2 separate regions of the Homo sapiens genome follow, and region 1 is linked to region 2. A link is a loop called in an ENCODE intact Hi-C map of the cell type or tissue named here. Cell type or tissue: ovary. All regions are shown on one strand. Links, peaks and the distances in the headings refer to the core of each region. The heading gives the core; the rest is flanking DNA.

Region 1 (17,176 bases), core at 6,501-9,000, 89 kb after region 2:
ACTTCTCCAGGGCAGCCCAAGCAAAAATTCTCCTTAGCTTAAGCCATTGATTCTCTCCTTCATTCTGCATGCATCAATGATACACCACCTGAATACCCAGCTCTGGGCTTGGTACTGTAGTGAATACAAAACATGGAAGAACAGAAAGCTATCCCTGAAGCACTCTAACCCACACCGAGAATGACACAGGAGCCCTGGAACCACTCTCTGGGAATGTCCCCCATCTGCAGGTGGTCCTGGGATTGTGTGGACAGGCCAGGGTTGGCAGGATGGCCAGATGGAGGAGTGAAGCCACTTGGACGACAGCAGTCAGGCCCAAGTCTACGTGACCAAGTCCATGATGCAGCGGCACTGACCTCTGCTCCAGCCCTCCTCGCCTTTTAGTTCTTTTTTTAAAAGTATCCATATGCACTTTCGGAGCCGAGGCGGGCAGATCACGCGGTCAAGAGATGGAGACCGTTCTGGTCAACGTGGTGAAACCCTGTCTCTACTAAAAATACAAAAATTAGCTGGGCATGGTGGCGTACACCTATAGTCCCAGCTACTCAGGAGGCTGAGGCAGGAGAATGGCTTGAACCCGGGAGGCAGAGGTTGCAGTGAGCTGAGATCGCACCACTGCACTCCAGCCTGGCGACCGAGCGAGACTCCGTCTCAAAAAAAAAAAAGTATCTATGTGGAAGTATAATTTGAATACAATAAGTGATCCATTTAAAGCATATAATTCCATTCATTTTGACAGATATATGCACCCATGGAACCTCCCAAGATACAGAACATCACAGAACACTTCCATCACTTTGAAAAGCTTCCTTGCACCCCCCTGCAGCCCACCTCTCCCTGTTTCTCCCTCCCCACGCCCCCAGCCACCGCCCAGCTCACACACACAAGCTCCGATCTGCTTTTTGCCTCTGTAGATTACTTTGCGTTTTCTAGGATTTCACATAAACGGCATCACACGGTGTGGCATCTCATCCAAGGCCCTTTCACACAGCATATTTTCGAGATTCATCTTGTTGTTACATGTGTCATGGTGTGTCTGTCCCTTTTATTAGTGAGTAGTGTCCCACCGCAGGGATGTGTCACATTTGGTTATTCATTTAGTCCCATCCTCTTTTGACTACACTTTGCAAACTCACTGAATCACAGAACCACGAGGCCTCTGGGCATGCTTAGAAGGGGCCTAAGGCCATCTGTATTCAACCCACCCTTGTGCCATTGATAGACAATGCTTGGCTCACTGCCCATGATGCAGCTGCCCAGTCCCTGCTTACATACCTTCAATGACAGGGAGCTCATTCCCTTAAGGGGCAGTCTCTTTCACTCCTGGCTAGCCTGGCCTGTTAGAAAACCCTTCCTCATTTTCAGCCCAAATCCTTCCCTTGGATTGTCCTCATAGAGGTGCTACCTCTTGTTCTGGGGCCACTCAGGGTCAGTCAGCTCCCTCCTCCTCACCACAGGCCTTCGAATTTGGGAGGCACAGTCCCACCCAGCAGTGTGCTGGGAAATGTTCAACTTAGAGTTCCAGTTTAGTTATTTTTCTGGTAAATATTCCAGTATATGAATGTATTGAAATGTTATTTATCCAATTCATGCAGATAATGACATTAAATACATATCACACAAAAACTAAAAACAGTCAATATATCGCCACACCCTAAATTCTGTCCAAAGTGTGTAAAGACCTACTCATATTTATTTCGTTTTTCCTTTTTTGAGACAGGGTCTCACTCTGTTGCCCAGGCTGGAGTGCAATCATGGCTCACTGCAGCCTACATCTCCCGGGCCAGGATTTGTAAGTGGCTTGCAATGTTTGCACTACAAACGATTCTGCTGTGAACATCCATGTGCTCCTGGGCTGGTGTGTGAGGTTTAGCATACACACACATATCTTGCACTTCAACGGACAGTGCTACGCCCATCTCCAGGGGCCTCCTCGTCTACTCCCAGCCCATGCTTGGCCTGTAAGACTTCATACTTTTGCCAGCTAGATGGGTGTGAATTGGCATCTCACTGAGGTTTTAATTTATATTAACTGATTCCCAGTGGTATTAAGCATCATTGTAAGTGATTACTGGACCTTGTGTTTCCTGTTCCATAAATTGCTTTTTCTTCACTTTTCTCCATTTCTCTATTGGAGCATTTATCTATTTTATTTTATTTATTTTATTTTATTATTTTATTTTTTGAGATGGAGTTTCACTCTTGTTGCCCAGGCTGGAGTGCAATGTCGTGATCTCGGCTCACTGCAACCTCCGCCTCCCAGGTTCAAGCGATTCTTCTGCCTCAGCCTCTTGAGTAGCGATGATTAAAGATACACGCCACCATGCCCGGCTAATTTTTGTATTTTTAGTAGAGATGGGGTTTCACCATGTTGGCCAGGCTGGTCTCAAACTCCTGACCTCAGGTGATCCACCCACTTCTGCCTCCCAGGTAGTGCTGGGATTACAGGCGTGAGCCACTGTGCCAGGCCCAGTATTTATCCTTCTCTTACATTTATTTGGAGAAGCTCTTTGCATATTCTGATTTTCATTTGAATTGCTAGAGGCATTTCATACTTTCTTCCAGTCCGTGGGATGTCTTTTAATATGTTGTGACATTTAATAGACACAATTTTTATCTGCATGTAGTCAAATTTCCACTTTCTCTCCTAATTGAGGTAGGAGGCAGGGTTTGACTCAAGACCAGACTGAGGACTAGCAGAAATGGGGACGAGGCGAAAGCACCTCTTCATGAGACATGCCCAGCAGCGCCATGTCAGTTTACCATTGCCATGGCAACACCCGGACGTTACCACCCCTTTCCATAGCAACAGCCCGGAAACTACCACCCTTTTTCTAGAAAGTTCTAAATACCCCACCCCTTAATTTGCATGTGACTAAAAGTGGGTATAAATATGACGGTGGAACTGCCCCTGAGCTGCTGCTCTCAGTACACTGCCCGTCAGGTAGCCCTACTCTGCAGGGGCACTCGCGCAGCTGTAACACTGCCACCTCCATAAAGCTGTTTTCTTCCACCGTCAGCTCAGCACGGAATTCCTTCCTGAGAGAACCCAAGAACCTTCCAAAGCTAAGCCCCAATTTGGAGGCTCACCTGCCCTGCATCATAATGACTTGTGTTTTTTGGAGTGAATCTTACTTAAAAATTCCTTTCCTTCCCCCAATTTCATGAAGACGAATATCCTCATTTTCTTTTAAAGTTTTGCTTTTCATAAACAGGTCTTGTCAGGTGCAGTGGCTCATGCCTGCAATCCCAGCACTTTGGGAGATGAAGGCACATAGATCACTTGAGCCCAGGAGTTTGAAACCATCTTGGGTAATATGGTGAAACCCCATCTCTACAAAAAATACAAAAATTAGCCAGATGTGTTGGTGCATGCCTGTAGTCCTAGCTACTCAGGAGGCTAAGGTGGGCAGGTCGCTTGAGCCTGGGAGGTCGAGGCTGCAGTGAGCCATGATCATACCACTGTACTCCAGCCTGGGCAACAGAGTGAGACCCTGTCTCAAGAAAGAAAAAAGAAAATAAATATGAGTAGGTCTTTACACACTTCAGACGGAATTTAGGGTGTGGTGAGATTATTGACTGTTTTTAGTTTTTGTGTGATATGTATTTTTTTATTATTGTATTTTATTTTATTTTTGGAGACTGAGTCTCACTCTGTCACCCAGGCTGGAGTGCAGTGGCATGATCCCAGCTCACTGCAACCTCTGCCTACGGGGCTCAAGCGGTTCTCCTGCCTCAGCCTCCCAAGTAGCTGGGATTACAGGCACGCACCACCACACCCAGCTAATTTTGTATATTTAGTAGAGATGGGGCTTCACCATGTTAGCCAGGCTGATCTCGAACTCCCAACCTCTGGTGATCTGCCCGCCTCGGCCTCCCAGAGTGCTGGGATTACAGGCGTGAGCCACCGCACCTGGCCTGTGTGATATGTATTTAACATCATTATCTCCATGACTGATTGTTCCAGAACCATTTATTGAGTAGCTCTGCCTGCTTTTTGCCCAGTAAGCTGTGGTCAAGCCATCTCGCATCTCACAGTTCCACTGCTATAAAGAAATATCTGGGAATGGGTAATTTACTAAGAAAAAGAGGTTGAACTGGCTCACAGTATCACAGGCCGCACAGGAAGCATGGTGGCATCTGCTTCTGGGGGGGCCTCGTGGTGGAAGGCAAAGTGGAAACAGACATCTTCCATGGCAAGAACAGGACCAAGGGGGTGAGAGGTGCCACACACTTTCAAACAACCAGATCTCACAAAAACTCACTCACTATACAGTACCCAAGAAGGATGGTGCTAAACCATTCATGCAAACTCCGCCCCCATGATCCAATCACCTCCCACCAGGCCCTACTTCCACTGTTGGGGATTACAATTTGACATGAGATTTAGATGGGGACACAGATCCAAATCATATCACATGTCAAGAGTCTATAAGTGCATGAGTCTTTTCCTAGCCTCTCCATCTATTGGACTCTTGGTCCACCCTCAAGCCGGTAAAACACTGCCTCAATTACTGCAGTTCTTTTTTTTTTTTTTTTTTGAGACGGAGTTTCACTCCTGTTGCCCAGACTGGAGTGCGACGGCACCATCTCGGCTCACTGCATCCTCCACCTCCCAGGTTCAAGTGATTCTCCTGCCTCAGCATCCAAATAGCTGAGATTACAGGCGCCTGCCACCACATGTAGCTAATTTTGTATTTTTAGTAGAGACAGGGTTTCACATGTTGGCCAAGCTGGTCTTGAACTCCTGACCTCAGGTGATCTGCCCGCCTTGACCTCCCAAAGTGCTGGTATGACTTACAGGCGTGAGCCACTGCACCCAGCCAACTACTGAAGTTCTATATCAGATCTTTATACCCAGCAGAGCAAATCATCCACTCTTGAATGTTTTCAAAATTGTTATCGTTACCACTGACACTTTGCTCTTTCATATAAAGTTCATAATAAGCTTGTCAAGTTCCAAGAAAAACTGTGTGAGGATTCTGATTAGAATTGTATTCAATTTCTAGAGGAACTTGGGGAGAAGTGACATCTTTATATATTGAGTCTTCCTGTCCATTAACATGGTATATTGCTTCTTTATATCTTTCAATTAAGTTTTATAATTTCCCCCCGGAAAGGTCATGCACATTTTTTGAAAGATTCATTCCTTGATACCTTATTACTTTCAGTGCCATTATAACTAATATTTTTTAAATTGAATTTTCTATTTGTTGCCCATACGTAGGGAAAATGTCACATTTTGTATATTGAACTTATATAGAAACCTGGATGGAAATTCTCATTCTAATTTATGTAAAGATTTTGCTCCTAACAAGTCTACAGCTGTCTTTATAGACAGTCTTATCATTTATGAAAAGTGACAGTTTTATTTCTTCCTTCCCAATTTTTATAACGTTAATTCCTTGGCTTGTCTAGATCTTTTATTACAGGGCTGAAGGGAATCAGTGCTGGCAGGCAACCTTGTCTTATTTCTGATTTTAAAGAGACTGTTTCTAATGTTTCACCATTGAACCTGATGTCTACTGCAGGCTTTTGGTGGATATTATTGTCACTGAAAGAAGTTTCCCTACTATTCTTAGAAACGGCAGTTTTGTTTTATCATTATTAAGCGTTTAATTTGATTGAATGTCTTTTTCTGTACCCATGGAAATGTTGTGAATTATATTAATACATTTTCTGATGTCCAATTCTCCTTGCATTCCCAGATAAGTCTAATTTAGTTAATATGGGGACTATTGCTGAGTATCCCTAAGCAACCGTTCTCTGCTTCTTTTTAATAACAGAGATCCCAGCATTGGGGCTAGCCACACATTCACCCAGCTAAAGACATTTCTCAGTCTCCCTTGCAGCAGAGTGGGCCCTATGATCATGTCTGGGGGAAAAAGGTGCAAATGGAAGTGATGTCAGCAACTTCTGCATCATCTCCTTGGAAGCTAAACCATTTATCCTGTACAGCATTTTCCCCTCTCCCCACGGAGTAGGAAATAAAAACGCCAGAACAATCCTGGAACCATGTGGGGGCAACATAGAGCCAGACCACTCAGCTCGAGACCTGAGAGAGAAATACACTTTTGCTTCTTTAAGCCACTGCGTTTTCAGATCTTTTTGTTACAGCAGCTTCAGTCACACCCTCACTCAGTCAGTCATGATGCATCGCCTTTTGTGTATTGCTGGCTTGAAATTGCCAATATTTACAGGTAGGGTGGGGAGATCGGCCGGTCATTTTCCTTATATTGTCTTTGTCTTTTTTTGTTGTTGTTGTTATCAAGGTTATACTAGTTTCATTATGAGAGTTGGTAATATTATGTTTTGTTTTTTTTTTTGAGATGGAGTCTTGCTTTGTCACCCAGGTGGAGTGCAGTGGCACGATCTCGGCTCACTGCAACCTCCACCTCCCAGGTTCACACCATTCTCCATTCTCCTGCCCCAGTCTCCCGAGTTGCTGGGATTACAGGCGCCCACCACCACGCCTGGCTAATTTTTTGTATTTTTAGTAGAGACAGGGTTTCACCGTGTTAGCCAGGATGGTCTCGATCTCCTGACCTCGTGATCTGCCCGCCTCGGCCTCCCAAAGTGCTGGGATTACAGGCGTGAGCCACCGCGCCCAGCCAGTTTGGATAATATTACATTATCTCTCCCTTAAATATTTTATAAAATTTATAAAGCCATCTGTATCTGGACCTGGTTTCAGAATTATGGGGGAGAGGGGGAAGAGGGGTAGATTTTAAACTACTAATTCAATTTCTTTAAGGGGTATAGGACTATTTGGAATTCCTTTTTTTTTTTTTTTTTTTTGAGACAGAGTCTTACTCTGTCACCTAGGCTGGAGTGCAGTGGTGTGATCTCAGCTCTCTGCCACCTCCACCTCCTGGGTTCCAGTGATTCTCATGCCTCAGCCTCGCAAGTAGCTGGGACTACAGGCAGGCACCACTAGGCCCGGCTAATTTTTTATTTTTAGTAGAGATGAGGTTTCACCATATTGGTCAAGATGGTCTCCTGAGCTCAAGCAATCTGCCCACCTTGACCTCCCAAAGTGCTGGGATTATAGGCATGAACCACCGCGCCCGGCCACTATTACTTCTTGAGTCATGCTTTAGATATTTTTCTGGAAAGTTGCCCATTTTGCTTGGGTTTTCAAATTCATTAGTGTAAAGCTATTCATAGTATTATTTTATATCTTTTGAATCTCTCCTCTCTAATTTCTGTTATCTCCCTTTTTTTATCCTATATTGATTATTTATGCCTTCAAACTTTGTTCTTAATCAATTGCTCCCCAGTTTCATTAATTTTACTCACCTTTTCAAAGAGCCAAATTTTGGTCTTGTTAATCCTTTCTACTATACATTTGTTTCCCATTTAATTAATTTCTATTCTTATCTTTATTGTTTCTTTTCTTTCTTTTGCTTTGTTCTGATGTTCTTACTTTACTTCTTAGTTTTGAATGCTTAGTTCATGAATTTTTAGTCTTATTTTGTTCCTAATACAAGTTCTTAAGGCAATACTACTTTAGCATTGCTTTTAATTGTGGTAAAATAGACATAACATAAAATTTACCACAACCCACAGTTTTAATATGTAATATTTTATTATGTTTTAGTTCTAAACATTTTTCAACTTTCATTACGATTTCCGTTCTGCTCAATGAGTCATTTGAAAGTGCATTGTTAATTTCCAAGAGTTGGGGAAAGAGGCTGTTATCTTGTTCTCTTACCTCGTGATACTGCAGACAAAGAATACAGACGGTGTCACACTGACTCCTTTTAATGTGTTGAGACTTGCTCTATGACCTACTGTGAGTGTTATTTTCATAAATGTGTATATATTCAGTGTTCCCTATGTGTCTAATAAATCAAAGGTGTTCATTGCATTGTTTAGATCTTTCGTATCATTACAAATAAATTTATATTTACCTTGCTTATATTTATCAGCTCTTGAGAAAAGTATGTTAAATCTCCCACTATGGTGGTGAATTTGTCAATTCTACTTGTAATTCTGTCACTTTTTATTTTTGTTTTTAAACCCTTAGGTTATGTCATCAAATGCATGCAACTTTAGAATTATCAGATCATGCTAAAATTTTTAATCTTATTGAAATAGCAGCCAACATTTTAAAAATCTTTACTATATTCCAAGATCTGACACAGACCTAGCACTCAGTAAAATGTGGTAGAAATAAGAAAAAGAAAGAAAGAGAGAGAGAGAATGAATGAAAAGAGAGAAGAAAGAAAAGAGGAAGAAGAAAGAAAGAAAGAAAGGGAGGGAGGGAAGGAAAGAAAGAAAGAAAAAGAGACAGAAAGAAAGAAGGAAGAAAGGAGGGAAGGAAGGATGAGAGAGAGAGAAAGAAAAAGAGAGAAAGAAAGAGAGAGAGAAAGAAAAAGAGAAAGAGAGAAGGAAGAAAGGAGGGAAGGAAGGATGAGAGAGAGAGAAAGAAAAGGGAGGGAGGGAAGGAAGGAAGGGAGGAAAGTAGAGTGAGAGAGAAAGAGAAAGAAAGAGAGAGAGAGAAAGACAGAAAGAAAAAAGAAAGAAAGAAAAGAGAGGAAGGGAGGGAAGGAAGAAAGGAGGGAGGGAGGGAGACAGAGAGAGAGAAAGAAAGAGAGAGAGAGAAAGAGAGAGAGAGAGAAAGAAAGAAAACATTGAGGGGATGCCTAGGGTGTCCCTGGCTGGCACCCTGGAGTCAGAGCTGGGGAACATTTGCGTCCAGGTCCACTCTGCCTTGGGGGTCATCCTGTGTTCAGTGTCACAAGCAAGAGAGGTGACAGGGAGGGCTGGCAGCTCTGGGCAGTCCCCAGGTGCTGGAGTTGAGTCCCCAGCCTGACAGGGTTTTCCCAGAGTGGCTCTGAGGTCAAATTCCGAGGAGCTGATGGAACTCCCACTGACTGCCCCCCACCCGATCCCCAAACCCAGCTCCCTGGGCTGACCGCCCTGGGCCACTCTTCAGTTCCAGTCACCTCCCTACCTCTAGGAGAGGATTTTCTCTTCGAAGATCCCCCATGAAGAATGCGGGTCCCTCTCTCCATCAGGGACTTTCCTGATGAGAAAACCAGCATTCTGCCCCCAGAGCCAGGCTCTGTGCCCCAGACACACCCAGATACCAAACAGAACCAAGCTCCCACTGCCCCACACCTCAGGTCCCAGGAGGCCCTCCCAGCGGGCCCCACAGGCCACTCTCTAACTGACGGGCTGATGAGAGCTGCCCCTCCCATCCTTGAGCAGGTACACACCCCCCACCCCTGCTTCCTACACCTGCGCCTCAGGCCTCGGTCTCAGTCCCTTCTCTGTACACCCTCTGAGGTCGCTTCAGTCAGGCTAGTTCCCAGATCTCTCTCCACTGCCTACTGGAGATGCCTCCTACCCCCACCCAGGACACCCCATTGCCCTCTTGAATCCAGCAGTCTCTTCTATCCCAGTACAACACAATCATCCCAGCCCCCTAAACTGGGACCTAGACCACAAATATTTTTAAAGTTTTTTTGTTACATTTTAATATTTTCATACTACTTTTGAATGGGTAATGCATCCCCATGGTCCAAAATACAGAAGGCACAGGTCCACCTTGCAGCCCATCTGCCCAGCACTCAATTCCCCTTCCAGAGGCCACCTCTGTCACTGACGTATCTATGTCCCTCCAGAGATGTTCCAGTGGAAGAAAGCATTCTCCACTTCCTGTCTCTCATCCCAATCTGTCCTGCACCTTGTTGGTTTCCATTAACTATTTACCTTGAAGTTTGTCCCACATTCGTTGACGAAGAGCTTCCTCTATATGGACAGAATTCCATTGTGCAGACTTGCTAGAATTAATTTGATTAGTTCCTGTTGAAGGAAGGATAGGATTCCCCGCCTTTTGCTACCACGAGAAAGCTGCCATGAATAACAGCGCACACGTGCCATTTCGCCCAGATGCAAGTATCTGAAGGCAGCCTTCCCCAACAGGGGTTTGCTGGGTGACAGAATGGGTGCATCGGTGTCAAATGGCCCTCCACCAGGGTTGTATCTATCCATCCTCCCACCGGCGGTGTGTGGGAAAACTGGCTTCCCCACCAATACGGCGTTTCAGGCAATGTTCTTATTTATGACACCCCAGTAAGCAATAAATGACATTGCACCGGAGTTTTGATTTGCATTTCTTTTCCATAGGATAGGCATCTTTTTGGAGGGTTAAAAGCCATTGTGGCCAGGCACGGTGGCTCATGCCTGTAATCCCAGCACTTTGGATCGCTTGAGACCAGGAGTTCAAGACTTGGCTGGCCAACATGGAGAAACCCCATCTCGATTAAAAATACAAAAATTAGCCAGGCATGGTAGTAGGCGCCTGTAATCCTGGCTACTTGGGAGGCTGAGGGAGGAGAATCGCTTGAACCCAGGAGGTGGAGGTTGCAGTGAGCCGAGATCATGCAACGACGTTCCAGCCTGGGCAACAGAGAGAAACTCCACCTCAAAAAAAAAAAAAAAAAAAAAAAACCATTTGTATTTTCTTTTCCTGTAAACTGTGCCTTCATACCTTTTGCCTACTTTCTTATTCGGTGTTGGTCTTTTTGATTGATTTCCATGTTAGGGGGACTCACTTCTGGTCCATCACACAAGTTACAGCCATATGTTCCCAGGTGGCCACTGGCACTTTGGCTTAACTGATGGTGACTTGAGCCACGTGGACTTCTGCATATTTAAATAGTTTGGTTAATCAATCTTCTCTTTTATGGCTTCTGGGTTCTTTGTGATTTTTAGAAAGGTCTTTGCCATTCTGAAATTATATTTTTCAAACAGTTTACTATAGTTTCTTCTTATAGTTTTGTGGTTTCATTTGTTACACTGAATTATTTGACATGACTCATTATCCCATTGCACAGTGTAAGGTAGACTCAACTTTATAGTTTTACAGATGGCTACTGTAAACTAAAAATACAATTATAAGCCCTCCAACTGACTAAACAAACCACTTCTTGGCCAAAGGGACCTCAGAAAAACTTTTATTTTTATTTATTTATTTATTGAGACAGAGTCTCGCCCTGTCGCCCAGGCTGCAGTGCAGTGGCACTATCTCGGCTCACTGTAACCTCTGACTCCCATGTTCAAACCATTCTCCTGCCTCAGCCTCCTGAGTAGCTGGGATTACAGGCACCCACCACCACCACGCCCAGCTAATGTTTGCATTTTAGTAGAGACAGGGTTTCACCATGTTGGCTAGGCTGGTCTCGGACTTGTGACCTCAAGTGCTCCCCCTGCCTCTGCCTCCCAAATTGCTGGAATTACAAGCGTGAGCCACTGCACCTGGCCCAGAAAAACTTTTAAAACTGAGATCCCAACCGTGATGGAAGGGGAGGTCAGACACGCCTCATTATACACCTCCCTTTCGCAGTTGAGACACAACTGACCAGCAGTAATGTTAAAACAGAACCATAAATTAAAAAAAAAAAAAAGAACCATAATATGGACAGAACAGACTTTGTGGCAACACAATACCAAATTACAACCAGGACCTCAGGCCCTGCCAGGTGAGGGTGAGGTCACACACCCCACACTTAAACCGTGAACTCTGTCCTGCCTGCCACAAGGTGTTTCTTTTGCTCTGGCAGCTAAACAAGCCGCTGCCTCGAGATAAGCCAGATGAAATCAATCACAGCTCATCCAGGGCCCCTACGCTGAGCAACTGAGCCCCTGCTCCAGGCCCTAATTCCAGCCTTCATTAGAGAAGAGACTGATTTCAGTAGCTTTCTCCAGATCAGAAGACCACGGACCACGGACCAGTTCTGGCCGGTTTGCAGAAGCTCCGCGCCCGTGTTCCGAAGACCTTTAGCGGTATAGGGCCTAAGTGTAATGCATTTACATGTTAAGTCTCCACCCCAAAGTGAACATGGGTAGTATATCACATGCATGTTCTTTCAATATGCATCCGTCAGGGCCACCTTCATGAATATGCATAGCTCCTCCTGTAGCCTGTTGAATATGTATGTTTAGCCAACGCCTTTAGCATAAAGCTGCTACCCCAACCCCTCCTCTTTTGAAGTGCCTGTCTCTGGCCTCTGCCACATGCCATGTGCAGGATGGCCACCTTGCAGGCTGTAACTCTTTAAAGAAATAAAATCTCCTTTCTAAATATATAAATTGTGTGATTTTTTTTCCCAGTTAACAGTACCCATTGACCAACACAATTTACCCTGAACGTATATTCCTCCAGCGAGGCTCATACAAAACCTGGACGTGGATTTAAAACTAGTTCCCGGCAGGGCGGTGTTCTTGGTGCTTTTCCTCTCGGCCGCAGCTTCTGCCGCCCTCAGGGCCCCGTGGCTCCTCTCTCCGAAATATTTCATGAATCCGCCTCCTTCTCTCGCTCTCCACCTTGAGCTTCAGTTGAGAACTCCGCGTTTCTCCCTGGGAATGTAGAGATGCGTTAGTGCCGGGAGAGGGCGTTGCGAGATTTCCAGATTGCGCGTGGCATCCTGTCTTCCCCGTCGCTCTGGGACAAAGCCCCCTCCCCTTCCTACCCAACCAAATCCTCTTCCTACTGGACCTTGGGGTGCCCCCTCTAGGCCCTCAGCAGTCACCACTCACCCCCTCCCTTTCTTAGCCCAGTCCCAACCTTATCGTGGAAGGGTAGGAACAGAGTCCCAGCCCAGCCTGCCTGTCCACCTTCAGGCACCAAACACCCTGAGGTCTGCACCAGCCGTTGCTCTAGCCCAGCGGTCCCCAACCTTTTAGGCACTAGGGACTGGCTTCGTGGAAGACAATTTTTCCACGGATTTGGGGGGATGCTTTTGGGATGATGCAAACACATTTATTGTGCACTTTATTTCTATTATTAATTGTAATACATAATGAAATAATTACACAACTCACCATCATGTAGAATCAGTAGGACCCCTGAGCTTGTTTTCCTGCAACTAGACGGTCCCATCCGGGAGTGATGGGAGACAGTGACAGATCATCATCAGGCATTAGATTCTCATAAGGAGCCTGCAACCCAAATCCCTCGTATGCGCAGTTCACAACGGGGTTCATGCTCCCATGAGAATCTTATGCCACGGCTGATCTGACAGGAGACAGAGCTCAGGCAGTAATGCGAGCAACGAGGAGCAGCTGTAAATACAGATGAAGCTTCTCTGGGGACCCCTACGCTAGTCCACAGAGGCGGGAGAAGTGGAGCGGCTTCTCCTCTCCAAACAATGCACCCCTCCATCCCCATCTCATCTCCTCCCATGGGCAGGTCTTGGGCAAGGCTTCATTCTCACTAGAAAAATCACCCTCCCTCCCCCATGGCCTTCCGGCTCCTGCCTTTCTCCTGGAGCCCTGGACCCGGGTGTCCATCCTCCAGCTCTGGGTGGTCCAGGGGCTTCTGATGCTGGGCATCTGGACATGGAGGTTGTGGGGAAAGGTTCCTTGAATAGTCGGGGAGAAGGGTGGAGAAGATCGGCCCTTGCCAGCAAGTCCTCTGTCAGGCCAGCATCCCATGGTTAACAAGCTCGTTCTGGGTCCATTTCTCTGGGTAAATGGCAGTGTACAAATAGAAGTCCCTGCCCCCAGAGAGCTCACATTCCAGGTGGGAGACAGACAATAAACAAGCTAGCAACAAATACAATCACAGTGGCAGGTGGTGAAAGCGCCATGAAAAAATGACCAAGGAGCCTTCGCTCACACACTGGATTTCTTCTGGGCGCGAGCAGAAAAACCGGCGAATCCTGATCAAGAAGGCACCCTCTGGTGGCCATATGAGGAATAGGCCACAGTGACACCAGGGCGGACGCTGAGAGACCCGGTGGGGCCATGGCAGTGTCCAGGCAAGGGGACGGAGGCTTGGGCCAGGGAGGTGATGGTGGGAAGTGTAAGAAGTGGCTGGACGGAGAGTTGGTATTGTAGAGGCTTTAGGACTTGCTGAGGGAGTCAAGAATGATGTTGGGTTTCATTCTTAGCACCTTGGCGGATGGAGGCACCATTTAACTAGGAGGGGGTGGCCGCGGGAGGAGTGGGCTTAGAGCATCCAGGAATCAAGCTTCTGTCCTGGACATTTTGGGTGAGAAGCCTGTTGAACATGAAGCTGTTGAGTGTTTGGATAGAATATTCTGGAAAAGGGGAAGGGTCCAGGCTGGAGGCATAAGCGTGGAGTTGTCCCAACGTAGATGGCATTTGCTATTGACCGAGTGTTTACATCCCTGAGAACGTATATATTGAATTCATATGTTGAAAACTAATTCCAGCGTGATGGCATTTGAAGGAGAAGCCTTTGGGAGATGATTAGGTCATTAGGGAAGGGCCCTCGTAAGTGGGCTTGTCACCTTTATAATACAGGCCCTGAGAGCTAACTAGCCCCCTCCACCACGTGAGGATACAGTGACGAGTTCACCATCTATGAACCAGAAAGCAGGTCTCACCGGACATTGAATCTGCTGGCACCGTGGTCTTGGACTTCCCATGCTCCAGAACTCTGAGAAATGAGTTTCTGGGGTTGTTGTTTTGTTTTGTTTTTTGAGACATGGTCTCACTCTGTCGCCCAGGCTAGAGTGCAGTGGTGAGATCTCAGCTTCGTAGTATATTTTGAAATCAGGTAGGGTGATGCCTCTGGCTTTGTTCTTTTTGTTCTAGATTGCTTTGGCTACTCAGGGCCTTTTGTAGTTCCATACAACGTTTAGGGTTTTTTTTTTTTTTTTTCTGTGAAAAATGACGTTGGGATTTTGATAGGGATTGCACTGAATCTGTAGCTCTTTGGGTGCTATGGACATTTTAACAATACTGATTCTTCCATTTCATGAACACAAGATATCATTCCGTTTATTTGTGTTTTCTTCCATTTCTTTTAGGACTCCAGAGACTAAGTCAGTATTTAAAGCAGCAGGAGGCCACCCAGGGAAGGAATGCAGCTCAAGACCCCATCCACCCAGCAGCAGCAGATGGTGGTGGGAGAAAGTCTAGGGGGCAAACTCCACTTTCAGCCTCAGCAAGGACCCTCACTGAATGCTAGGGGGCTCTCTCTCACCCCTACTCCCCACTTCCCACCAACCCCATTCTCAAACACCAACTTCTTCTTCCAGAGGTGACCTCAGTCTCCACTCTACTCAAGCCCATCTCAAGATGACTGTGCCCTCTTCCTCCAACTTTCTACCTCTCCCACTCACGAGCTCTGGGGTCAGGCTGTGTCTCCACCCGCCTCCTCTGCTATCTGGCCGTGTGTCCCCAGTGAGTGGCTTCACCTCTGCAAACTGCTCTCCCATTGCTGATGGGGGCACCTCCCTCTCTGGATAGCCATGAGCACGGGGTGCAAGTATGTGTGTCATGTACCTAGAAGGAAACTGGCACGTAGCAGACTCTGGATAAATGTCAGCATGAGTGTGATGGGGCTGGCTTTCTCCTTTTTATCTTGTATTCCTCTCCCCACTTCTAGGGTGTCACTCTGCTCTTTCTCCAATGTCCTCAGCCTCGTTCTACTGTCTCCCTCATCTCACATCCGGTCTCTCCCATCTTACAAAGAAGCAGCCCAGGGGTTTTGTCTTCGAGACCCCTCCGGCTGCCATCCACCGACCCTACCTCCCCTCCCCTGCCCTCGCCTCCAGGAAACACCCACTGCACCCTGGTTTCCTCCATGGTCAGTGAGAGTGAGATTGGACACCATTATTGGCACACAAAGATGGGGAATCTGGAGACTGGGCCGAGGAGGGCTGGGGACCAGGGACCCCAGAGAACCAAAACCTGGGAAGCTAAATCTCCATCCTCTTCCACAGCAGTGTCCTCCTGGTGTTTGACCCACTTCTGTGGATTACAGCGTGTTTTTAGGGGAACTGCAGACTGAATTGTGTTCCCCTAAAATTCATATGTTGAAGCCCCAGTAACTCCACATGTGACTGTATTTGGAGACAAGGTCTTAAAAGACGTGATTCATCCCAGCACTTTGGGAGGCCAAGGTGGGTGGATCACGAAGTCAGGAATTCAAGAACAACCTGGCCAATATGGTGAAACCCCGTCTCTATTAACAATACGAAAATTAGACAGGCATGGTGGTGCATGCCTATAATTCCAGCTACTCAGGAGGCTGAGGCAGGAGAATTGTTTGAATCCAGGAGGCAGAGACTACAGTGAGCCCAGATCGTGCCATTGCACTCCAGCCTGGGAGACAGAGCGAGACTCTGTCTCAAAAAAAAAAAAAAAAAAAAAAGAAGAAGAAGAAAAAAGAGGTGATTCAGGTAGAGTGAGGTCATGAGAGTGGACCCTCACCCAATATGCCTGGTGTGCATATAAGAAGAGGAGATTAGGACACAGACACGCACAGAGGGAAGCCCATGTGGGGACACAGGGAGAAGACGGCCACCATTAGCCAAGGGGAGCCCTCAGAAGAAACAACCCTGCTGACACCTTGATCTTGGACTTCCAGACTCCAGAACTGTGAAAAAGTACATTCCTGTTGTTGAAGCCTCCCGATCTGTGGTCCTTTGACATGGCAGCCCTGGAGAATTAATACAGGTGCTAACGGCTCCCACAATGGATGGCCCTACACCACCACTCCAGTGAAAATGCTCCCTTGAGGCTCACCTACGTATGACGTCCAGGTTTCTAAATCCAACGGTCACTTCTTGGTCCTTGTATCAGTCATGTTTCAGTGTAAGGACTAGAAGCCACATTAGGTATCTTAAGCAGAAAGAGATTGAACATAGGAAATTCAGCACCTACAACATCATAAGATGTACTCAGGGAGCGTGCTCCAGGGCCAGTTTCCAGAAATGACTCCCAGGACACCACAGAACTGACCAAGAGGGGCTGCCACCGAGGCCACAGCCAGGAAGGTGAGGAGTCAGGGGCCACCTCTAAACCCCCCACTGTGGCTGCCACCCAGGGGTTAGGATGCTACCACCACTGCTGTACCCGAATCTTGAGCCTCAGGAAGTCAGAGTCCAGATACTACGACACAGGGTCCAGCACTGCGTCCTCTGCTGCAACTGCTTATTGACACCCACAAGGTCACTTGCCAGCAATGACTGCCAAGAGCAGCAAGAAGACAGCTGCTTTCCAAATCTCATGGGAGCAAATCCCATTGGTAGGATCTAATTCACATCCAGAATCATAGCTGCAAGGGATCCGGGAGGAAGGGTGGCTTTAGCTTGCTAGCCTCTGCAGTATAGGAGGGTGAGGCGGGGTAGAATGGAAGGTGAGTGAGTCGACCTGGGCCCTAGCCCACTCCTACCCTGCCTCTCTGCAT
Region 2 (10,319 bases), core at 315-2,814:
GATGCTCAGGCCCCAGCCCAGCCCTCCCGAGCCAGAATCTGTATTTTCACCACGTCCCCAAGCAACTCGAGTGTGCACAGAAGTTTGAGAGGCCGCATGTTACCTCAGTGAATCCTGACAACAGCACTTGCAGACTAGGACTCTTATCCTATTTTGCAGATGAAAAAACTGAGGCACGGGGAGGTTAAATAACTCGCCCAGGGCCGCACACAGGTAGGTGATAAGTGTCAGAGATGGGATGTGGGCCTGGGCCATCTGGCTCCTAAGCACATGCTCCTAACTACCAGGCTGCCGCCACCTTTGGAAGAAGAGAGCCATGAGAATTTGAGCTATGGCTGGCCGCATCTGTGCCTGCTCTGGCCGTGTGCCTCTGGCCTTCCAGAACCCACTCTGTCCTTCCTAATGTTTCTCTGACCGTGGCCTCTCCAGGGAGAGTCTGAATCATGATTTTCCCAGGCATGGAAGGTAGGAACACCTGCCAGTCAGCATGGAGCGTTTGTCAAGCGTCTGTATTATCCTGGCTCAGGGCTGGGAGTTATAGCAGCCACAAAAGATGCCCAAGACTCCACCCAGCCCTCAAGGAGCCCAGAGTTTAGCTGCAGGGACAGGAAATAGGCATGGGAACGAATGCAATATAATCACAGCTAAAGTTTGTATGAGATGTGCAGATGCTCCTGGGCAGCTGCCTCTTCAGGGCAGGCTTCATGGAGAAGAGGGCTTTTTTTAAAAATTTAATTTAATTTAATTTAATTTAATTTTATTATTGTTTGTGGGGTTGGGGGAGGAGGGGAGAAGAGGGCTTTGAGCCAGGCCTACCCAGGGCAAGTGCCAGAAGGACAGAGGCGGGGAGGACACAGGTGCAGACCGGCCTAAAGCAGACACTTGGAGCTGAAAACATCCTGAATCCAACCGTCCACAACTCCCCTCTACAGCATCTCCTCAAGAGGGCCAGACTCCCCTGAATTCTCCCTACGGCAAGGAAGTCATTCCTCGCCAGGGGAGCGAGATCATGGCCTGTCTGGTGTGCACGTGTGTGTGTCTTTGCCACAGGTGTGTTCTTTCCAGAACTCCTGTGAACAGGTGGGCCTCCTTTGTGCAAACCTGAGCCATGCACATCCAGCTCAGCTGATAGCTGGGCCAGGAGAGGTGACCTCACCGCCCATGCTCAAGGTCTCTCTGTTGCACTGGACAGGGCCCCTCCAGCCTTAGGCCCTTGAAGTCCTGGCTCCTTGGAAATGCCCCTGCTACTGGGGGGACCCTCAACTGCACCAAAGGACCGCAATGGAAAGGGGGCACTCAGCGCCAGAGCCTCCCCGCCCCCCCACCTCCTGCCGAGAGGAAGCCCAAAACTGGCACATCCACACACACAGCCACACGCCCCCTTTGAAGGCACTGCACCGCTGCGTGTGTTGTACACGGAGCCTGCGCTTCCTGGGCCAGAAGTGAAGCTAAGATGCACTCCACGCATTCAACCGTTGAACCCTCATTGCAGCCACCAGAGTTCTGTGCCACCCCTGCTCCGTTCCCGCGGTGGAGGGAGGACGCCTAGGCCTTGGGAGGGATCGGGAGCGCGTAGAGTGACACCCTGGGCTCCACATCCACGACACCTTCTCCCCCATCTGGACTGCCCAACTACTTCATGCCTACCTCGGGACTTTGCATGCAAAAGGCGCTCAATCATCCCTTCAAGAATAATTGAGTTAGAAAACAGCAGGGCACAATGACAGGTGGGCCCAGAAGTTGCCACCAGAGGGCAGTGCGCGCACCTCCCCAGCCTCCTCGAGACTTGTGCTGCAGGAGGGAGGTGAAGTCGCGGCCAGGAGCGTGACCACGCTGGACCGTGTCTGCTGCCTCCCCGGGAGTCGCAAGTGCCCACAGGACAAGCAGGGGAAGCAAACTGGGCCCCTGGCTTCTGGGAAGACAGCATGAGGGCAGACCAAGGAAAGGCAGCCGAGACCAGCAGACCTGCAAGGGATCTCGGAGGCTCTCAGGCCCAGCTGCTTGCTGAATAGGTAATGATGCATCTGGGCCCAGAGAGAGGCAGCTCTCAGCCTTAGGTCACACAGCAGGGCAGGAGTGTGAACTCTGGCCTCCAGCCTCCGAGGTCCCCTCATCCCACCTAACCCCCAGACTCAGAGAAGGACACTCCACCCAAGCAATTTCTCACCTTCCCCTTAATTGGTACAGATCAGAAACGGGAGCACCTCCTTCTCCTGGCCCCCACGTTTAGGGTTCCCAGGACAGCCTCCGACCCACCCTCTGCCCCTCCTGTATCCCTTTCCTCGGCCCTGGGTGACAGCACCCCTGCCCAGACCAGCTCTGACTGCCTCCAAGTGCCAAGCGCTCACAGTCCTCTACCCCCAGCCCCAGCCGGCACCCTCAGTCTCGTCCCACCATCTCTCTGCCTCCTGAGTCCCTCCCTGAGTCCCATGCCCTCTGCCCCAGCGACTGCCCTTGTAAAGTGAAAATCCGACCCCACCCAACATTTCCTGCTGCACTTATGCAGTATCCAGGCCTCCTCGCCATGGAAAGCCCAGGCCTGCGGCCTCTCTGGCTTCTTCTCTCCCTTGCCCCACTGCCCCTGGCTGTCTGGCAGTTCCTGGAAGTCTCCAAGCTCTTCCCTGCCTCGAGCCCCTGCCCACGTTCTCTCTGCCCCAGGCCTCAGCCTGCGGTCACTTTCTCAGGGCAGCTTTCCCAGCACCCCGTGCATCTAAAGTGGATGCTGCCCTGCCCATCACTGGATCAGGTGCTCATATTCCTAATTGACTGGGCATAGGTGGGAGGATTTGCCTGGTGTCTGTCTTCCTGGCTGGACTGCGGTGCCTCAAGGCCACAGGTGAAGTGCATGGAGTCCCACAGCTTCTCTGAGCCTAAAGCTTTGTGTGACAAATGCATTCAAACTGCATTTATTGAAAGATGGGAAGCAAGGGAGGAAGGGAAGGGGTGCGGGAGGGAGGGAGGACAATCTTGGTGTTGGGCTGAGGTGGCGTCTGTCCCCTTTGCATGAGTTCAGTAAGGATTTACTGAGCACCTGCTGGCAGCAGCATGCTGGGCACTGTGGGAATGACAAGGATGTGTGGGATTTGAACTCTAACTCAGAGTACCTTCTCTTGGTATGGAGGTAGGACAAGTATGCAAATGATTATAACTAAGGAAATCGTGTCAATGTGGTGACCCTTGGCCTGAACTTTCAGAACAGTCCTGGTATCACGTGAGAAGAGTAAATACATGTGATTTGATTCTAAACTGGCTAAGACGTTATTAAAGAAAGTAACAAGACAGAAAAAATACTTTTTCAGGCTGTCTGTGCAGTTTTGTCTTTAGAAAATGTGGTCATAATGAGTATGAGAGGCATAGAGCGTGCCCAGTTTGAAACGCCTGCAAATGACAAAACACAAAAACACAAACCCAAAAATAGAACGTGGCTTGGCTGGAGCCATAGGGGAGGCTCCAGAGGATGTGGCATCGGTGCTGTGGGCAGTGGGTCATTGTGCAAAGGCAGTGAGGGCTGGGTCCCCATCCCACCTTGGCCACTTCCTAGCTGTGTGATCTTGGATAAGTTCCTTTACCTCTCTGAGCCTGTTTCTGCATCTGAAACATGCGACTACTCCCCACCTCTTAGGTTCATGGGGATGGCATGAGATTGTGCACACAGAGAAGCCATCACCCACAGTTCCTGGCATGCAGGAGGCACCTGAGGAAGGCTGGGTTCTTCCTCTTCTCTGGGAGGATGGGGATGAGTGTTCCATAGGCCGGAATGGGTCGAGAGAAAGGGCCCAAGACAGAGGGAGCTGCAAGAGCCAAGGCACAGACTAGGTGGCTGAAGGCAGTTGGGGAACAACAATTATCACCAGAGCCTAATATTTCCCCAGCTCCATCTCCTTCCCTCCACGCCCAGTGCCAGAGGGGCACTGCTTATATAGGGGTTCTGCTTACAGAGGGGTTCTTGCTTACAGAGGGGTTCTGTTTACAGAGGGATGCTGTTTACAGAGGGGTTATTGCTTACAGAGGGGTTCTCGCTTACAGAGGGGTCCTTGTTTACAGAGGGATGCTGTTTACAGAGGGGTTCTTGTTTACAGAGGAGTTCTGTTTACAGAAGGGTTCTTGTTTTCAGAGGGGTTCTTGCTTACAGAGGGGTTCTGTTTACAGAAGGATTCTTGTTTTCAGAGGGGTTCTTGCTTACAGATGGATTCTGTTTACAGAGGGGTTCTTGCTTACAGAGAGGGGTTCTTACTTACAGAGGGGTTCTGTTTACAGAGGGGTTCCTGTTTTCAGAGGGGTTCTTGCTTACAGAGGGGTTCTGTTTACAGAGGGGTTCTTGCTTACAGATGGATTCTGTTTACAGAGGGGTTCTTGTTTACACGTTTACAGAGGGGTTCTTGTTTACAGAGGGGTTCTTGCTTACACAGGGGTTCTGTTTACAGAGGGATTCTGTTTACAGAGGGTTCTTGCTTACACAGGGGTTCTGTTTACAGAGGGGTTCATATTTGTTAGCGGGACGCTGCCATGTCATCCTTCACTCTGCATCCAGAGCATCCTTGCACACAACTCTTCAGGGGCTCCCCACTGCCCTCAAGACCCTATCCAAGCATCCTGAGTCTGGCTTCAAGGCTGTCCCTAACTGGGCCCCCTCTTGAAGATCCCCCTTTGCATCCAATCCTCTGGCCACACAGAACGCAGAATCGCTTGCATGCCTCCCCCTCCTCCCAGGGTTTGCCCCCTCCCTGCCCTGCATGTGGCATCCTTCCTTTGCCTTCTTATCCCGCGGACTCATCATCCTTCAGGCCCCGGGTTCACATCCTCCGTGAAGCCTCCCAGGCCTTTACCCTTGCTTTCTGATGGGGTTAGGTACCTGCCAGAGGCCTTCCTTCTCTCCCCAACTAAAGTGGGTGCTCCCCAAGGGCAGGAACTGAATCCCATTCATTCTGCATTTCTTTATGCTGCCTGGTATGTGCCTGGAGCATAGGAGGTGCTTAGTCATTGTGATGTGGATAGAAGGGTGGTTAATGGGTGAATGGAAAATGGACTGATGGATGAACAGAAGAAGGATGAATGGGGGGATCATGGAGGGAATGATGGAGGGAGAGAAGGAATGATGGGGGAGAAGGAAGGAAGGATGGGGGAGAAGGAAGGAAGAATGGATGGATGGATGGATGGATGGATGGATGGATGGATGGATGAAGGGATGAACAGACAGACGGATGGACAGACAGTGGATGTGGATGGACAGAATAATAAGACTCTTTCAGGAAGGCCAGAACACAGCAGAAAGGCCCTGAAGAAAACCAAAGCAGCTGCAGGAAGTTTGGTGTTTGCCAAGGTTGGGGGTGAAATGAGCTACCTGTTTTGCAGAAGAGATGGGGTGTGTTTTAGCAGCTGACATCACAGAAGGTGCAGGTCCCAAGACCTAACAGGAGAGCAGCTGAGAAGAGCAACAGCTCCTCATAGACAGGGATGGACAAGCTAGGCCAGCAGCGGGGGCAGACTCTGCACTGTCCCCGCTGCCCCCAGCCGTGGAGAGATGCGTGTCTGCCACAGGGGAAGCAGCGCCACCCAGGGGCTGGGGTAATGACAGGCGTGGCCTCTTGGGGGTGGACAGTCTAGAACCCAAGCCTCCATCCCTCTCTGTGGAGGCATCATGGGAGTCGACTTGCCCCTTCTGGCCACCTCTCAGTCCCAAGGGTGCCACATTTGGGGTTCTCCACCACGCAGTCACTGCTTGACGTGGCTCATGGCCTCCCAGCCTCACTGCACGGGCCACACACACTTCCCTCAGTTCCTTTCCTCATTGTCTCCGCAAACACACAGATTCCTGCTGCCTTTAAGACTTTACTGCTGATCTCCAAAGAGATGAAGCAATCTCAAAGATAAACATGAAGCAAATCCAAAGAAATCCTGCAAAATTCTGGGAGCGCCTTTCTGTGGTTGGAAGCTGGGCACGTGGTGGGATGATCCTGCCAGCCTGTGGAACTTCCGATATTATGGATGAGGGTGGATTTTACTACCTCCCAAATTCTAGGACTCACGCTCTTTTTTTTGGGTGGGGAGGGGGACAGAGGCTCGCTCTGTTGCCCAGGCTGGAGTGCAGTGGCACAATCTCAGCTCCCTGCAACCTCTGCCTCCCGGGTTCAAGCAATTCTCCTGTCTCAGCCTCCCAAGTAGCTGGGACTACAGGCGCGGCCACCATGCCTGGCTAATTTTTGTGTTTTTAGTAAAGACAGGGTTTCACCATGCTGGCCAGGCTGGTCTCAAACTCCTGACCGCAGGTGATCCACCCACCTCGGCCTCTCAAAGTGCTGGGATTACAGTTGTGAGTCGTCATGCTTGGCCTCACGCTCTTTCATTCAAATAATATTTATTGAGGAGCCCCTATGTGCCAAACCCTTTTTCTAGAGGCTTAGGACACAACAGTGAACAAAACAAAGACGCCTGCCCTTGTGACGCTTACAGTCTAGTGGGGAGTGGGGTGAGAAACAGACAATAAACATAAGGACTAAGTAAGTTTCATAGGAGGTTAAAAGATGAAAAACGCTATCAGAAAAGAAAAAATGGGAGACAGAGAATCAGGAGCACAATTTTAAACAAGGCAGTCAGGGTAGATGGACCTCACCAGAAGGCGATGGGAAAATCTGAAGGAAGGAGGGAGCCAGGCAGAACTGGAGGAAGGATGAAAACTATGGAATGCTTCCTGAATATGCGAGGCAATTTATAACTCCCTGAAATGTGCCACATGATTCCCAATGCATGCCTTTGCCTACGCTAGACTGCAAGCTCCACGTGAGAAGAGACTGCTTGACTTGTTCTCAGAAAGTATTTATGGGATTTATAGATGCAGTTGTACAGAATAGAAAGCTGCTCACAATCCTCTTCTTCACCTTTCCTCCTAGAAAACTCCTACACAGCCTTCAAGACCCAAACACATATGGGCAGAGTTGGTTGCTCCTCCTTTGAGCTCGCTACTCTTGCACCTTATATAAACCTCTTTTATAGCCCCAATACACTGTGTTTCCCTCATTTTACTGCGGGTCAGAGCTTTCCCCTGGGTTGAGAACCCGCAAGGGGATCTGACCTGTCTGAGCTATTTATGGATCCCCAGAGCTCCTGGGACAGATGCTCGGCTGACGTTGTCAGGATTGAAATGACCTGTTACTGCTTTAATGCTCCCTCTCAAGTAGGTGGTTTGCATTTCTGGGACCTTTGGCACCTCAGTTGAGGCTCTCTGGTTGTGAGCAAGAAAACTCAACTATTAACTAAAGGTAAAGTAAAAAAAAAAAAAAAAAAAGTGATGTTGGGGATGGAGGCAAGGGGCTAGAGCCCCAACCAAACCTGCAGGAAGGAAAAGCCAGGGTAGCCCCAGCTCCTTGGCGCCCGCTGTGCTTGGGATCCCTGGCTGCACCTCCTAATGCACTCGGCTCCATCAGCTCCTGGCTGCGGTCCTGCTTCCCAAATCTGCAGAGCAGGACTCAAGCTGGCCCTGCTAGGGTTGGGGCCTCCCTTGGAGCCGTCAACCATCCAATAGGGCCCAGAATGAGGTAGAGAGATGAGCCCAAGGGTGGGGTAAGGGGCTGAGGTTTTGGGGGTGGGCAGTGGCGAGGGGTCCCTGGAGAAGAGGGGAACTTGTGAGCCTGGGGCCACACCCAAAGTGCCTCCTTCACTGGGCCCAGCCCCCACCCAAGCCGCATTTCTAATGAAGGCTTTGTTTTGTAAGAATTTTTAAATGCTTTAACTAGAAATTGGCAAACTGCAACATCTGCCAATTTCTAGCAGTATATATCCTGCCACCATGACCCATTTCAAGCTAGCATCGTGATGTCTCTGAACCTGCGATCGGGAAGACATGCATGCAGTCGGCTCTGGTGCAAGCTGGCTCCAGCCACCATTGGCTGTGGGGCTGAGGGCACAAGCCTCCTCATAGACTCCTGTAAGGAGCCCTGCCCTGTCTTGAGAACCACCGAAAGAGCTAGAGAGTGTTTCCCATCCTCCAGCCATCCTCTGAGAAGTCATAGCTCAGGTCCTGGATGAGCCTCCCCTCTTTCCCAGGAACCATCCCTTCCTTCTGGTGTGGCCCACTGGACAAGATCGAATATCCCAGGTCCTGCAAAACCTGGCTCCTTCCGGCCTCTGGGTCTTTCTTTCAGTTCCTGGGAGGGGCTGAGCAGCCTCCTACCTCCTGGCCTTGACCCATATTGGCCCCTCCACCAGCTGTGCTATGTCTCTCATCTTTGGGTCTCAGCTGAACCACCTCTTCCTCAGAGAGGCCTTCCCTGACCACTTCTCCCTCCCAAATTTGCTTCTCCCTTGCCAGCACTTACCCCACGCTGAAGCCCTGCTGTGACTGTGTAATGTCTCTCTCCCCTATTAGACTGGAAGCCGCATGAGGGCAGGGACCATGTGGGGTTTTGGCTCACCACACTGTCCCCTGTGCTTAGCACAGGGCCAAGCCTATAGAATAGGAATCAATCCATAATTATTGATTGGGTAAACAAATGACACATGAAGGAAGGAAATTAATCAGTTTTTCTGTACTTCACAGTTTCTTCTTCTGTAAAATAAATATAAGAAAGTGTCTACCTTAAAATAATTTTTAACATTTATAGAGCACCTCCTACGTACCAGTATTTTACATATACTTACTCCTTTAATCCTCACAACAGCCCAGATAGTGTTAATATCATCCCCATTTTACAGGTGACAAAACTGAGGCACAGAGAGTTTCAGTGACCTCCCCTCATTTACTCAGATTTGAACCCAGGCAGTGCCTCCAGCAGCCTCAGCATTAACCACACACTAAACTGCCAGGGGGGGTTGGGGAGGGGTCCTGGAGGTGGTAGCTTTGGCGCTGCTGTAGCCCTGCTGCCCCAAGAGCTTGAAGCCTCGTGAGCAGAGCCAACTATTGCTAAACACTATAACCAGGGGACGCTCAGGGATCCAGCTGCCTCTCACATCTGGGAAGATTTCCTGGAACCAAGACACCCTGGCTGAGTCAGGCACCCGCATCTGACAATATGGCCAGAGAGTTTTTACGAAATGTGAACCAACTGGACTCTCAACAGCTTCTCCCCACCCCACCCCAACCTGTGAGTGGGACTCTGATCTTGCCTGGGGCTCCAGCCCAGCCCCTCAGGGTTCAGGGGTAAATCTCACTTCCCCGAGGTTGGGTTAGGTATGGTTATGTGACCAGCTGTGGCCAATGAGAAGCGAGAAGAGGCTTTTGGACAGAAGAATCTCTGATTCTCTTTCACCCACCCTTGCCACATCCATGAAACGGAAGGGTTCGTCGCTGGGTTTTGAGACTTTTTTCCATGAAGCTGAAGGCCAAGGGAGCTGAAAGCCTTGCCACTGAATGCTGAAACAACCTTCACTGGCTACTTTAGAGATAACATTCATAGGTCACCATGGTAATGGTGGCTTCGGTTGTTTTTCAGGAATTGGGCCAGCTGAAACCAGTTGAGACCCTTCAGCTGGGGAACCGTATATGTGCCCAAGAGATGGCCATTTGATATTGGAGGACCAAAAGCACCACGCTCAGATCAGGCCAATGCATCTGTTTTCTGTATGTGTCCTATGAAATGCCATGAACCCCAACTATGCTTGTACAGAACAAACCGGTTACGTCATTCTTCCCCACTGCCAATCACCTGTCCCCACACCTTAGATCACCCCACTTCTCTAACCCATTCATATCCCTAAACCTTGTCTTTGGGGAGGCAGATTTGAACGCTGTTCTCCCACCTCCTTGCTTGGCAGGCTTGTGAATCAATCTTTTCTCTTTTGCAAATCCCAAGTCACAGCGATTGGCTGCACACTGGCAGAACAGATTGGGACCTGGCGGGTGATACCCAGATATGACACCTGGACCCAGAACAGAAATCTCATGGCCACCATCTTGAGACTGCCATCCTGTGGCCCTGAGGGAAGCTGGCTGTATTAGTTCGTTCTCACACTGCTATGAAGAACTGCCTGAGGCTGGATAATTTAGAAAGGAAAGAGGTTTAATTGACTCACGGTTCCACATGGCTGGGGAGGCCTCAGGAAACTTACAATCGTGGTGGAAGGCGAAGGGGAAGCAAGGCACCTTCACATGCTGGCAGGAGAGCGAAGTGCAGAGTGAAGGGGGAAGGGTCCCTTATACAACCATCAAAACTCGTGAGAACTCACTCACTATCACGAGAAAAGCATGAGGGTAACCGCCTTCATGATCTAATCGCCTCTCACCAGGTGCCTTCCCCAACATGTGGGGATTGCAATTTGGATTACAATTCAAGATGAGATTTGGGTGGGGACACAGAGCCAGATCATACATCATTGGCCTAAGGGCA

Evidence for each region. Hi-C counts contacts between places; a loop is a spot of excess contacts. Peaks named below come from ENCODE experiments on the same cell type or tissue, not always from the same donor. Only the 100,000 strongest peaks of a DNase experiment are listed, where the experiment ranks them.
Region 1: a loop joins it to region 2, with 2.1 times the contacts of the local background. A loop is called at or near these places in 27 of 110 quality-filtered maps.

Annotation. Positions count from the first base shown.
Region 1 is chr22:37,247,348-37,264,523 of GRCh38, forward strand. LOC107985576 (a long non-coding RNA gene) reads right to left here. Exons shown (of 3, transcript XR_001755534.1): 2 at 16,513-16,608; 3 at 12,125-12,369. Among named protein-coding and RNA genes, the nearest start is that of RAC2, 12 kb to the left of the region's middle. RefSeq lists enhancers at 5,960-6,461, 13,254-13,793. In ovary, for the core only: no CTCF peak of the experiment used is centred there; no DNase peak of the experiment used is centred there.
Region 2 is chr22:37,164,953-37,175,271 of GRCh38, forward strand. It overlaps IL2RB-AS1 (IL2RB and C1QTNF6 antisense RNA 1), which reads left to right and starts at 1,807. Exons shown (of 2, transcript NR_199008.1): 1 at 1,807-2,012. It also overlaps a transcript of IL2RB not described here. RefSeq lists enhancers at 1,978-2,027, 3,342-3,401 and a promoter at 10,042-10,300. In ovary, for the core only: a CTCF peak has its summit at 1,760 (motif pointing right); a DNase peak (open chromatin) is centred at 1,789.